Linked DNA regions of Homo sapiens: all the other regions are linked to region 2. A link is a contact called in ENCODE Hi-C or POLR2A ChIA-PET data. All regions are on one chromosome and are shown on one strand. Each heading gives the region's core, a stretch centred on a gene start or an enhancer-like site at or near the end of the contact. The rest is flanking DNA. Distances are from core to core; before and after follow the strand shown.

Region 1 (3,387 bases), core at 170-2,669, 47 kb before region 2:
CATATAATTGGACACTTGAGCTATTTCTTTACATTGGTTGATCCATTTTTCTGAGTCAGTTCTCCTTGCTTGAGACATAAAATCCCAAGCCCTGGAAGACTCAGCTTCTCCCTTTCAATGGAGTTTTTTCAGTCAAGACACTTTAGAGATTACCAAGGGTCATTTTAATCAAAATGAAAGACATCTCTTATTAAGATGGCTTTGCTGACAAATAATTAAGATGTATTACTAGCATATACTTATCCCAGATGGCTCATTGGTGTCCATTTGAAGTAAGCATATGAAGCCCATAGTCCACGCCTCAGCTCTTTAAAAACAATTTATAACCTAACTCACCATCCTAACTACCTGAGAAGATTTTAATCCTAAACCTGTCACCACCCATTATTTTCACAGGGTCCTGACAGTTCTACATTAAAACAGTTTATAAGTAAAAGTTAACAAGGCCTAAAGAGAGTGATTTATGTTTTACTGAGTGAAACAGTCAACTTTCTTTCCCTGGCCAAAGATAGCCCAGAGCTCTCTGTGGGCTGAAGGGAGAAAATTATCTCGGAAAGATGAATGGCTTGTGCCTTTGGGCAGGTGGCTGATGTGTGGTCCTGGGCCCAAGTCCCAGGCATCAAGTAAAGCTTATTGATGTGAGGACCAAGTGCAGCACCTCCTCCCTCCCCATTCCTTTTTGGCATCACCACCCTCCTGGGTCTATGTCATCTCTCAGGTATTTGGTGGTATGAAGGAAATGTTAACTTTCCTCTTTATAAAATGTTGACGACTCAGAAATTATCCATGATTCATCAAAACCAACAGTGAGGAGTTGTAAATCGGTCCCATTTGCCACTGACAATTATGGATGGGTGAGTCAGAGGAGGCAGGAGAGGTGTTTATGAAATAGACCCATATCCCAAAAAACCATACCTTAGGGAAGACAGAGCAGCCGAATGCTTTCTCTCTTTAAACTTGAGCTCCCTTCCCTGGTGTCCTGACGAACCCACCTTCTGAAAAGCTGTCTTTTCTGTAAAGGGACATCCCGCTCCCACCCCAGTTGTATTAGTTTGCCCAGGTTGCCATAACAAAATTCTACAGACCGGGTGGCTTACACAACAGGAATTTATCTTCTCACAGTTCTGGAGACTGGAAGTCCAAGATCAAGGTGTTGGCAGATGGGATTTCTTCTGAGGCCTCATTCATTGGCTTGCAGACGGCCGCCTTCTCACTGCGTCCTCACATGGTCTTTCCTCTGTGCACACACACATCCCTGCTGTCTCTGTGCATTCAAATTTTCTCTTCTTATGACTCCAGTCAGATTGGATTAGGGCCCACCCTAATGGCCTCATTTTAACATATTCACTCCCTTAAATGTCCTGTCTCCAAATACAGTCACATTGAAGTAGTGGGAGTTAGGGCTCTGGGGGGGAATTTGGGGAGGATGTAGTTCAGCCCATTATACCAATTGACTGCAGAAGCACTCCAGCTGAAAAATATCTACAGAGGAAGTACATTGAGGAGTTTCTCTAACACTTGATGTGGCCAAAATAATCTCATTTTGAGGAATAAATATAACACTCTTTGCAAAAGGAAACAGAAATGCCACCTTAGAAAGGAAGCTATCAAAGAACTGAAAAACAGCTCAGCAAAACAAACTCCTTTCGAGGACATTAATTTCATTTCCTTCCTTTGATGCAGCATAGATCAAGTCTCTCTCTTTCTTTTTCTTTTTAAAAGAAAAAGGGGGCTTCTCCTTTCTCATTTTATTCAAAGATACCATTAAAGCAACAACCTCTCTTTGCCACAACTGCATTCCATTTTTGGCACCCAACTTTCTAAATGTGAACAGAAACTAATTTAGGGTGCTCAGTCTGAAGCTGGTATGGAAGGTATTTCTCCATCCGTTATTTCAAGTTATAATAAGCCAGTGTGATTGGAGTTGCTCCCAAGAGAAGCAGGCCATAATATTTTCACTGTCACCATGATCACAGACTAAGATAAGAGGCCAACATGCTATTTTTACTCCCTATTTTTTACTCGTGGTGTTAAATACAAGGAGAACAAGTGAAAAACAAACTACCTTGGCCCCCGCCGCAGAGTACAAAACATCCAACCTTTTCTTTTTCCAAGCCGGCCACGATGTACGTCAAGGATGACACAGATACTATTGAGGTGATCTGGTGCTGAAGAGATGCCTCTTAATTGTGTTTGCAGCGCAGAGCAGAAAGCATGCCCATTCGAGGTACTTGTTGTATCATTTTTAAATCAAGGCCATCTTTTTCTCAGTGGTAAACGTGAAATGTTTTTAAAGGCCAGACTTAGCATAAAAATCTATTGGTTGCCATGGATACCACTTACCACACAGGACTGCACTCTTGTGTTCAACTGTGTGATTTTCTCTATTCAAAGGTTCAGCATTGTCAAAAAACAAATTACTTTTTCTGTTGTTTATCTCAAAGTTCATTATGGGAAAGGCAATAAATAAGAAGATATTCATGTATGGAGGGGAGTGACGTGGGGAGTCACTTGGGCGCCATGCCTTAAAATTTGGTATTTTACTATAATTATAGCCAAATTGGCTATTGTTAGGAAATAAAATGCATTTTGATCTTTTTTGTGTATGTGAATGTAAAGTAAAGCAGGTACTTGGAAATCTGTTCCCAACAAAATTACATGGTAATAAGGCTTTTCACACCTACACAGCACTTAGTTACAAAGCTCTGAAAGAAGGAGATTAAGCCCTGATGGGTTTGAAACTTGGTACCTGAGGCTTGTGGCTTTCCACTTTATCAGAGAAACTGTGGGTTCGGGACCTCATGCTTGCTGAATTATTCATGCCATCTTTCCATCATACATCTTTTAGGGGTGGAACCCATTAGGCTGCTATTATTAAGCATGCGGGTCCACCCTGTCCTGACACAGCCCAGAAGCCTGCACCACTGCCCTTGGCTAATTAGCTTGAATATTTGCAGCTGGCCACGCCTTCCCCTCCCCACTTCTTCCCTTCCACCTCTGCTCCTGAAGGAAAAGTGGGGGGAAAAAACCCACAGGGAATTTACATAAGTAGCAAAAGGGAGTTTCTCACATTACTGGAGGGTATTCAAAGGTAATTTGTTATCAGCAAGTTCCCATTGGCTAAAGCCTGGTGTATTTTGCTATAACTCCCAATTAATCAAGGAATGCCCGGAACATTGACTTGTTACTTACTTAAGATGCTTTTCCATCACCTCTCCAGCACTTTTTAGACTCCTTCATTTGGGTGATTTGCATAACAATGAGGTAAAGGGGAGACCTTAATGAAGGCATCTGTTTTTGAATGTGCTTGTGGTATTGGGTGCCTGTAATAACAGCCTGGAGGGGGCTGGAATTCTCATTTGGGTTCACGGTAAAGCAGTATACTGA
Region 2 (3,458 bases), core at 770-3,269:
AAAATAAGTTTTTTTAGTTCTGTTTTCATTTTAATTTGCATTTTTATTTTCTCACCATTGTTGAAAAAAATACGCTCCATAGTACATCCTGCTTTCCAACAACCCGCCCCGAGTCCACGCCAGTGATATCTACCAAAAGACACTTCATAAATACTGCTGAGCTGATTGCTGATTTCACTTTAAGAAATTATGTTTTCTCACTTTGGGAGGTCCTCTACTTAATTTACAACTGAGACATGCCAAGTGTTAGTGGAAATCCCCAGTGATTTTAAATAAAAGTGACAATTACCACACATTGGCATTGCAAGATGCCAGGCACTGTGCTAGACCTTTCATCTATTTTATCACAAATTGAATAATCTTGCAAGTGAGGCATTAGTATATCATTTTAGTGATTTGAAATGGAATCTGAAAATAACTACAGGATATACCAAGGTCACATAGCCAGGGATTGGTGGAGCCAAGATTCTGACTCAGACCTGACTGGCTCCAAAGCCTGTTCTTGATCCATTTGTTTCCCAAATGTGTGTTTCTCAGTTATCTTATGTCTGCTTGTTCCTTTCTCTTTCTTTCCTTCGATGCCAATTTTACTGGCTCTACACATTGACTGGTTAAGACAGTGTACCCTGAATTCAACCAGGACCACTTAATTTTAACAGAGGAAACAGAACTCAGTCTTTTCAGTGCAGGGAGTTGAGGCCCACCTTGATGGGTATTAGAATATACAAATATTTACATAATTCCTCTGGCAAACATATGAGCATGCAATCCTCACTATTAATGAACAACAGCAAAGGCATCACCTATTGGCCTCCTTTGAATCCATCTGGCTCACAGTGAAAGCTGATGGATTTAAAAATTCTTGAGGTCAGCCAGGCGTGGTGGCTCACGCCTGTAATCTCAGCACTTTGGGAGGCTGAGGCAGGTGGATCACCTGAGGTCAGGAGTTCAAGACCAGCCTGACCAACATGGTGAAACCCCATCTCTACTAAAAATACAAAAATTAGCTGGGTGTGGTGGTGGACGCCTGTAATCCCAGCTACTTGGGAGGCTGAGGCAGGAGAATCGCTTGAACTTGGGAGGTGGAGTTTGTAGTAGGCTGAGATTGTGCCACTGCATTCCAGCCTAGACAACAGAGTGAGACTCCATTTCAAAAAAAAAAAAAAAAATCTTGAGGTCAGATGCTATATTAAAAAAGAACTTTGCTACCACATCCTTACCTCATGCCTTGCACAGGCCTGAAACTTGAGATATGTACATTGAATGAATGCTGAGTTAGCATGTTTACATTTGAACACAAGTTCTATTAAAAATGAGTGCCCACCCTAAGTAACTAAGAGCAAGTTGACCACAGGCTAATACAACTTATTTTACTTGGAGGCAAGCTTGAGTATGGAGAAGAGTGGAAGAGGCACGGATTGGTTTTTATGAGGTGGTCATTTTAAGGTTTACTGAATTGCAACAAATATGTTGGTCATGTTTCAGGCCTACAGACATTTGGCACTCAGTCTAGTTCCCCTTCTTCCTTCGGGCAAGTTTCTGAACTCTTTGGGAATGAAAACCTGCCTAAGGGCTTGAGTTGGTGCTGTGAGTCCCAGTCGGGCTAAAAGGACTGGCTCTGAAATTTAGGTTAAAATCTTGACCCCATCACCAGCTAGCTCTATGGCTTTGGGCAAGGGGCTCAGGTTGGCACATTTTTCTCAGCACAGAAATAATATTACCACTACCACAGGATTATTTAGTGAATAGCCCCTGTAAGTGAATCCTGTAAGGTATTCAGCATAGTCCTTGGCACTTAAGAAGTGCTTAGTGACTGTGAGCCACTTCTTCCATCGCCTCTGTGTATTGAACTGGACTTTTCATCCTGGCCCCTCACTAAGATTTTAACTCATCTAGTAAAGGAAGCCTTCTGCCCTGGGTGCTGGGATTGGCACCATAAAGAATGGGTCTTGCCCTTGAGGAGCTGAGAGTTTATTTTCAGCATTTAAATATTTAGACTCACAAGACGTTGAGCAAGTGATTTCACCTCTCTGTGCCTGAGTGTGTGGAAGGTGAACAGTAAGCAACCTTCCAACCCAATGTGTCCATGAGTCTTAATGTTGGCTGGAACTCAGCTACAGACAGAAGGAAAGAATGATTAGTCACTATGCTGGTAAACATAGCAAGGTTATCTCCTTTTATTAATAGACTAGGCTACGCAAGTCACAAAAATAGGGTAGCTTCAAAACTTAAATTCTTGGAATTTTAGTTTCTGTTGCATCTGATGAAACGTGAAAAGGGACTTGTGTTGTGTATGGACTTTGTAAAATGATCTTCTATCTCTTGGTGCAAATCAATTACTTATTAGTTTTTATTGCCAAGGAAAGGAAAATATATTACCATTCATTTTAGTCTTTTTCTTATCGATTCTGTGAGCACAGTGATAGTTGTTTAAAGAAAAATGATTACATTTATTTGTTCACTACAAAAGACCTATACCACATTATAGAAAATTCAAAAAGGGAAAAATCAGAAGAAAAAAGAGCTTTCCACACTAGTCAGCAACTGTTGGTGTTTAAGTGTTCTTTCATTTTTCTTCTGAATATTTTTGCATCGAGTATTGCATTTTCACTAAACACTAAGTAATAAACATTTACCATATTCGTACATGGATTTTATAATGATTTTGAATTGTAGAATAATATTCCCATGAGGGACATCTGGTTCCTTTGACCATTTTCCTACTCTTGTCTTGTTAGAAGGCAGCAGAGCAGGGTTTCCATGGGATGTGGTACCAGGGCTGGGTTGAGACGTGGCTCTCTCATTTCCTAGCAGTGTGACCTCGGTTAGGCCACTGAATCTCTCCAGGCCTAGATGTCCTCATCTAGGAAAATACAGGCTATATTAGTTCCAATCTCGTCAGGTCATTGTGAAGACTACATGAGATCATGTACGTAGAAAGCTCACGAGTATCTGGAACGTCGTCGAGTTTGCTGATGTTAGTGGCTGCTGCTACGTAGCCTACATTCCAATCTGACGACTGGTTTGATTTTTATAAACATCCTCCAAGAAAATGCACGTGGAATACCAGGCCATGTCATTTCATCTCTCATGTCACTTTATCTTTTGAGATCCTCATTTGCAAAGTGAGATGGTCAGACTATACAGTGTGACCCCAAAGGCCCCCTTCCACCTCCAACGACGGTGATTCTTGGCTTATGCTAAAAGCAGCTATAACCACTGCAGGGAAATGACCTATGGAAACCACAGCCTTGCCCATGAAGAAGGAAACCTGCAAGGGCCTGAGGGCTTGTGCACATCAGTTTATCTTTTAGTCCAGATAAACATTTGACATTTGTTCCGACACCTTCCTTCCAAGGGCTTCTCACAGTTCAGTCTGTGTGCTTCTCAGATCTCCATTTTTCAAATGGGTTCAGCAGCCGGTGCGCTCATCCAAAGTTTTATTTATCCATTCCACA
Region 3 (3,421 bases), core at 561-3,060, 34 kb after region 2:
AGCCTCAAAGGGAATGTCAGAGACTTGAGTGGAAGGAGCCTGGGTCCCTAAGTGGCTCAATGGAGCAGAGCCCATCCCTCACCTCCCCCAGCCTCCAACTTCATTGGGCTGTGATGTCAGTGAGGTTAGAGAAAAGTAAATTCTGGTGGGGAAGGGGAGTAAAGCTGCCTGGGCTTTGGGGTCATTTGTCACAGCAGGTAGCCTGCCCTGCCTAGCACAGACAGATGCATGCCTTATCCTCTTCCCAGATGTCCACCTGGCTCCAGGTGCAATCTCATGACCGGAAGGATACATTTTTACTGTCTTACACCTACACTCTTCCCCGTCCTTTTTCAGCACTTAGGAATCAACTCTTTCCTCTTCCTCCTGGCTCTTTGGGACCTACTCTAGTTTTCTAGTCTGCCATTAAATTTTTCCTGGAAAATGTTTACCACAATTAAGCATCAATACAAAGCCTATTTGTCCTCTACTCCTCTGCTGACATTTTAGTTCAATATATAATCAAAAGGGAAGAAAGCAAAGGGCAAAGTCCTCTGATGTGAGTTTCCAACATCTGGTGCCCCAAGGTACGTAAAGGTAGAAGGCAGCTGAAAGCTGACAGTCTCCTCAGGGTTGCCCTGTCATCCGTCATCCGCAGAATCCATCTTCAGCCCCCAGGTGGGCTTAAAGGAAGTCTCCGAGGCCAGATGTGTACCAGCAGCTGCTGGTGGAAATTGCATTTGGGAAGGCTGTTCTTCTGTTAACCCCAAACACTGTCTTCTCTGGAGCTTTTGGGTGTGCTGTCACATCAGGTGTAGCGGAAGGGAACACACTTGGTGGGCAGAGAGGGCAGGGAGAAATGCTTCAGGTTCCCACCACTTATAAGCTGTGTGATATCCGGTGACTTTATTAACCTTTCTGGGCCTTAGTTACTGGATCCATAAAGTAGGAATGGCATTAGTAGCTACCTCCTAGTTCTGTTATGAGGATTAAATGAAACAATACTTGCAAAAGGCTTAGTGCCTGGCACCTAACAACTGTCAGTAAATGTGAGCAATCGTGGTGGCAATTGTGCTTGTGGTTGTTGTTATTAGAATATCTGGTTTCTTCTGCTCCTGAGTTTCTGGTGATTGTCCAGCTCTTCTACAGGAACTCCATGCCCCCCCAAGTATGCTGAACTACAGTTTTCTTGATTTTAGAGATAGAAGGGATGATCTTCGCAAAAACCTCATTGTAAAGGTAAATAAAGGGCCTACAGTCTAGGGCTGTGAAAAGACATGCTTTTGGTCTCTCAGTGGTTCCACTGCAGTCAGCCCTAGAACCGAGGCTTCTCCTCCAATATCCTTCCTGCCTCCCCACTCTTCCAGTGGGCTTTTCCTACAACCCTCAGGTTCTGAAACTGGACTCCCTGGGTTCAAATCCTGGTCCTGCCAATTCCCAACAGTGTAGTCATAGGAAAGGTCCTTAACCTCAGTGTGCCCCAGTGTGACCTTGACTACAAAGTGGGGAGAACAATTGTCCCGGCCTAGGATGGGCATTAAGAGGACAGAGTGAACTGTGTCTGAGTGTGGGAACCAGGCCTGGCCACCCAGGCCCATGATATTCCACTGAGCCACCCCTGCCTCTCAGATGGGACAAAGTTCAGGACACATTAGCCCCCAGCTCTGCTGACTTGGTGTGTTCCGTGGGCCAGGGCTGACCCATCAGCCTCATCGTCTTTAGCATTTCTAGCAAGTGTTCCCTAGCAGCTCTGCTGAGTGGCATGGCCTAATCCTGCCTGCCAGCTTTACAAAATCAATCTCAAACCACTTCAGGAGGGCGACCAGCCAGGATTTAGCAGTCACTTCTAATGGACGAGAAAATGGAGCCCCGTGTCCCCTGGTGTGTGCTGAGTCAGTGACACAGCACCGCTTGGGAGCCAGGGGCCACTCCTAGGAACGCCACTCCCCCCACACAACTCTGGCCTCACACTTCCAAGCTTGGATGCCCCTGGTGAGCTCAGGCCCAGAATCCCACACTAGAACTCCCAGGACCTCAAGCTGCTGTGACTGTCACAGATGGAATGTGCTGCATTCAAAAACCTGCAATGGAGTCCACAGAACTCCCTGTCAGCAGAAAATCCTCCCTCGCTGCAAAGAACAAGGTGGCTGTGGGGTGACTGGAGGTGAGAGGGAAAAAATCCTCCCACAAACACTGTTAATCCCTATTTGATAGAGAGAAGAGGAAAGGACTCTCATGGTAAGACACATCAATTAGATTCCCATCCTTGCCCCTGGAAACCTCTGGGAACTGAATGTGATCCTTGGGAAAGGCAGATTGGAGGGGTCTTAGCAAACTTGCTCGAATCATTAAAGCAATCACAAGTGGGCACTGGGCTGGAGGTTCCCAAAGAGGAAACCACAGGCCCCAATTCTCCTTGCTCCTGCCTCAGCCCTACTTCCTAACCTCCTCTTCTCCAACAGTGAGCTGCCCATCAAGCCTCCACTCCAGTCACTCCCGTGACCCTGCAGAAAAGGAAGGCACCAGGGCCCTAAGGGAGAGAGCAGTACTTCAAGCATTTCTGCTGTTCCAGATGCCTCTATCTCCCTTTCCCCCTGCCTCTCTCTTTCTCTCTATCTCTCGGCTTCGACTTTTACATTAGGGTCAGCCGCCTCATTCAGTGACTACATGAGGAGAGTCCTTACCCGAGCCCCAGTCTTCCTCCCCTGTCTCAAGTCGAGGAATGCAGACACCTTGGGCAGCCTTTCAGACAGCGTCTCCGCAGAGTGATTTGTGGCCTGCGCAGTTGGGGCAGGATCATTAAGTATGTTGATGATGACAGCCCGTGAGCGTGTCACAGGGTTACTGAGCGTTGGGACAAGAGTGTGGGGGCTCTTCTAAAGGAAATGAAAACAGCTATTTTCAACCTCATCAGCTCATCTTCCTCCTATGAAATTTCAGCCTTACAGCAACAGCCCCAAACTCCACACTGAAGCTGCCTCCTTCTGCTCTCCTCCCCTCTGAAAGGAATGCTTTCCCTAGGCTGAGAGTGCAGGTGGCATTTTAGGTGCTCAAGGGTAGCCCTTTGACATGGGCATGATTTACTGGACCTGATCCTGGTAACCTCCAGCTCTCGCCTGCCCCATCCCTCTTTTTTTAATCAGTGAGACTGGATTATGATTCTGCTTAGAAACAATGGTAAGCCATGTGGCCCCCATATCAAAGTAATCCCCAGGCTTCAGTGGCAAATAAAAAGCCGTCTCCAAGGAGGCCTTGAAATGGCAAGGCTTGCAATGTGATCTGCAGTACAAGCTCCTGCCTGGGCATCTCCCAGCACTGAGTATTGTGGGAGATTTGTCAAAAAGAAGGGGGAAGAGAAAAGCCCATGACAACTCCAGAATTGTTTCGGTTTTGTTAGCAAAGACAAGATAAGCAAAACAATCTCTATCAAATTCGATTAATT

Evidence for each region. Hi-C counts contacts between places; a loop is a spot of excess contacts on that map. ChIA-PET counts read pairs that join two places held with the same protein, here RNA polymerase II (POLR2A). Pooled maps may share reads with other maps.
Region 1: a loop to region 2 is called in a map of heart right ventricle, with 5 times the contacts of the local background. The contact joins two enhancer-like sites. A Hi-C loop is called at or near these places in 7 of 168 maps with a recorded cell type or tissue (aorta, ascending aorta, endothelial cell of umbilical vein and 3 more) and 6 of 50 pooled maps. POLR2A ChIA-PET finds 5 or more read pairs at or near these places in 4 of 52 experiments (A673, CD8-positive, alpha-beta T cell, activated T-cell and 1 more).
Region 3: a map of heart left ventricle shows a loop between it and region 2 (11-fold over the local background). The contact joins two enhancer-like sites. A Hi-C loop is called at or near these places in 2 of 168 maps with a recorded cell type or tissue (Right ventricle myocardium inferior and heart left ventricle), 1 of 37 single-sample maps with no recorded cell type and 4 of 50 pooled maps. POLR2A ChIA-PET finds 5 or more read pairs at or near these places in 4 of 52 experiments (A673, OCI-LY7, activated CD4-positive, alpha-beta T cell and 1 more).

What each region holds. Positions count from the first base shown.
Region 1 is chr4:151,989,657-151,993,043 of GRCh38, forward strand. No RefSeq gene overlaps it. Among named protein-coding and RNA genes, the nearest start is that of LINC03074, 35 kb to the left of the region's middle. Within about 2 kb of position 1,420, at least 4 of the 41 ENCODE cell types and tissues checked have a DNase peak (open chromatin) inside an H3K27ac peak, as active enhancers do; they include heart right ventricle, where a contact is called at or near this core.
Region 2 is chr4:152,036,357-152,039,814 of GRCh38, forward strand. No RefSeq gene overlaps it. Among named protein-coding and RNA genes, the nearest start is that of LINC02273, 63 kb to the right of the region's middle. Within about 2 kb of position 2,020, at least 3 of the 41 ENCODE cell types and tissues checked have a DNase peak (open chromatin) inside an H3K27ac peak, as active enhancers do; they include heart right ventricle, where a contact is called at or near this core.
Region 3 is chr4:152,070,345-152,073,765 of GRCh38, forward strand. No RefSeq gene overlaps it. Among named protein-coding and RNA genes, the nearest start is that of LINC02273, 29 kb to the right of the region's middle. Within about 2 kb of position 1,811, at least 5 of the 41 ENCODE cell types and tissues checked have a DNase peak (open chromatin) inside an H3K27ac peak, as active enhancers do.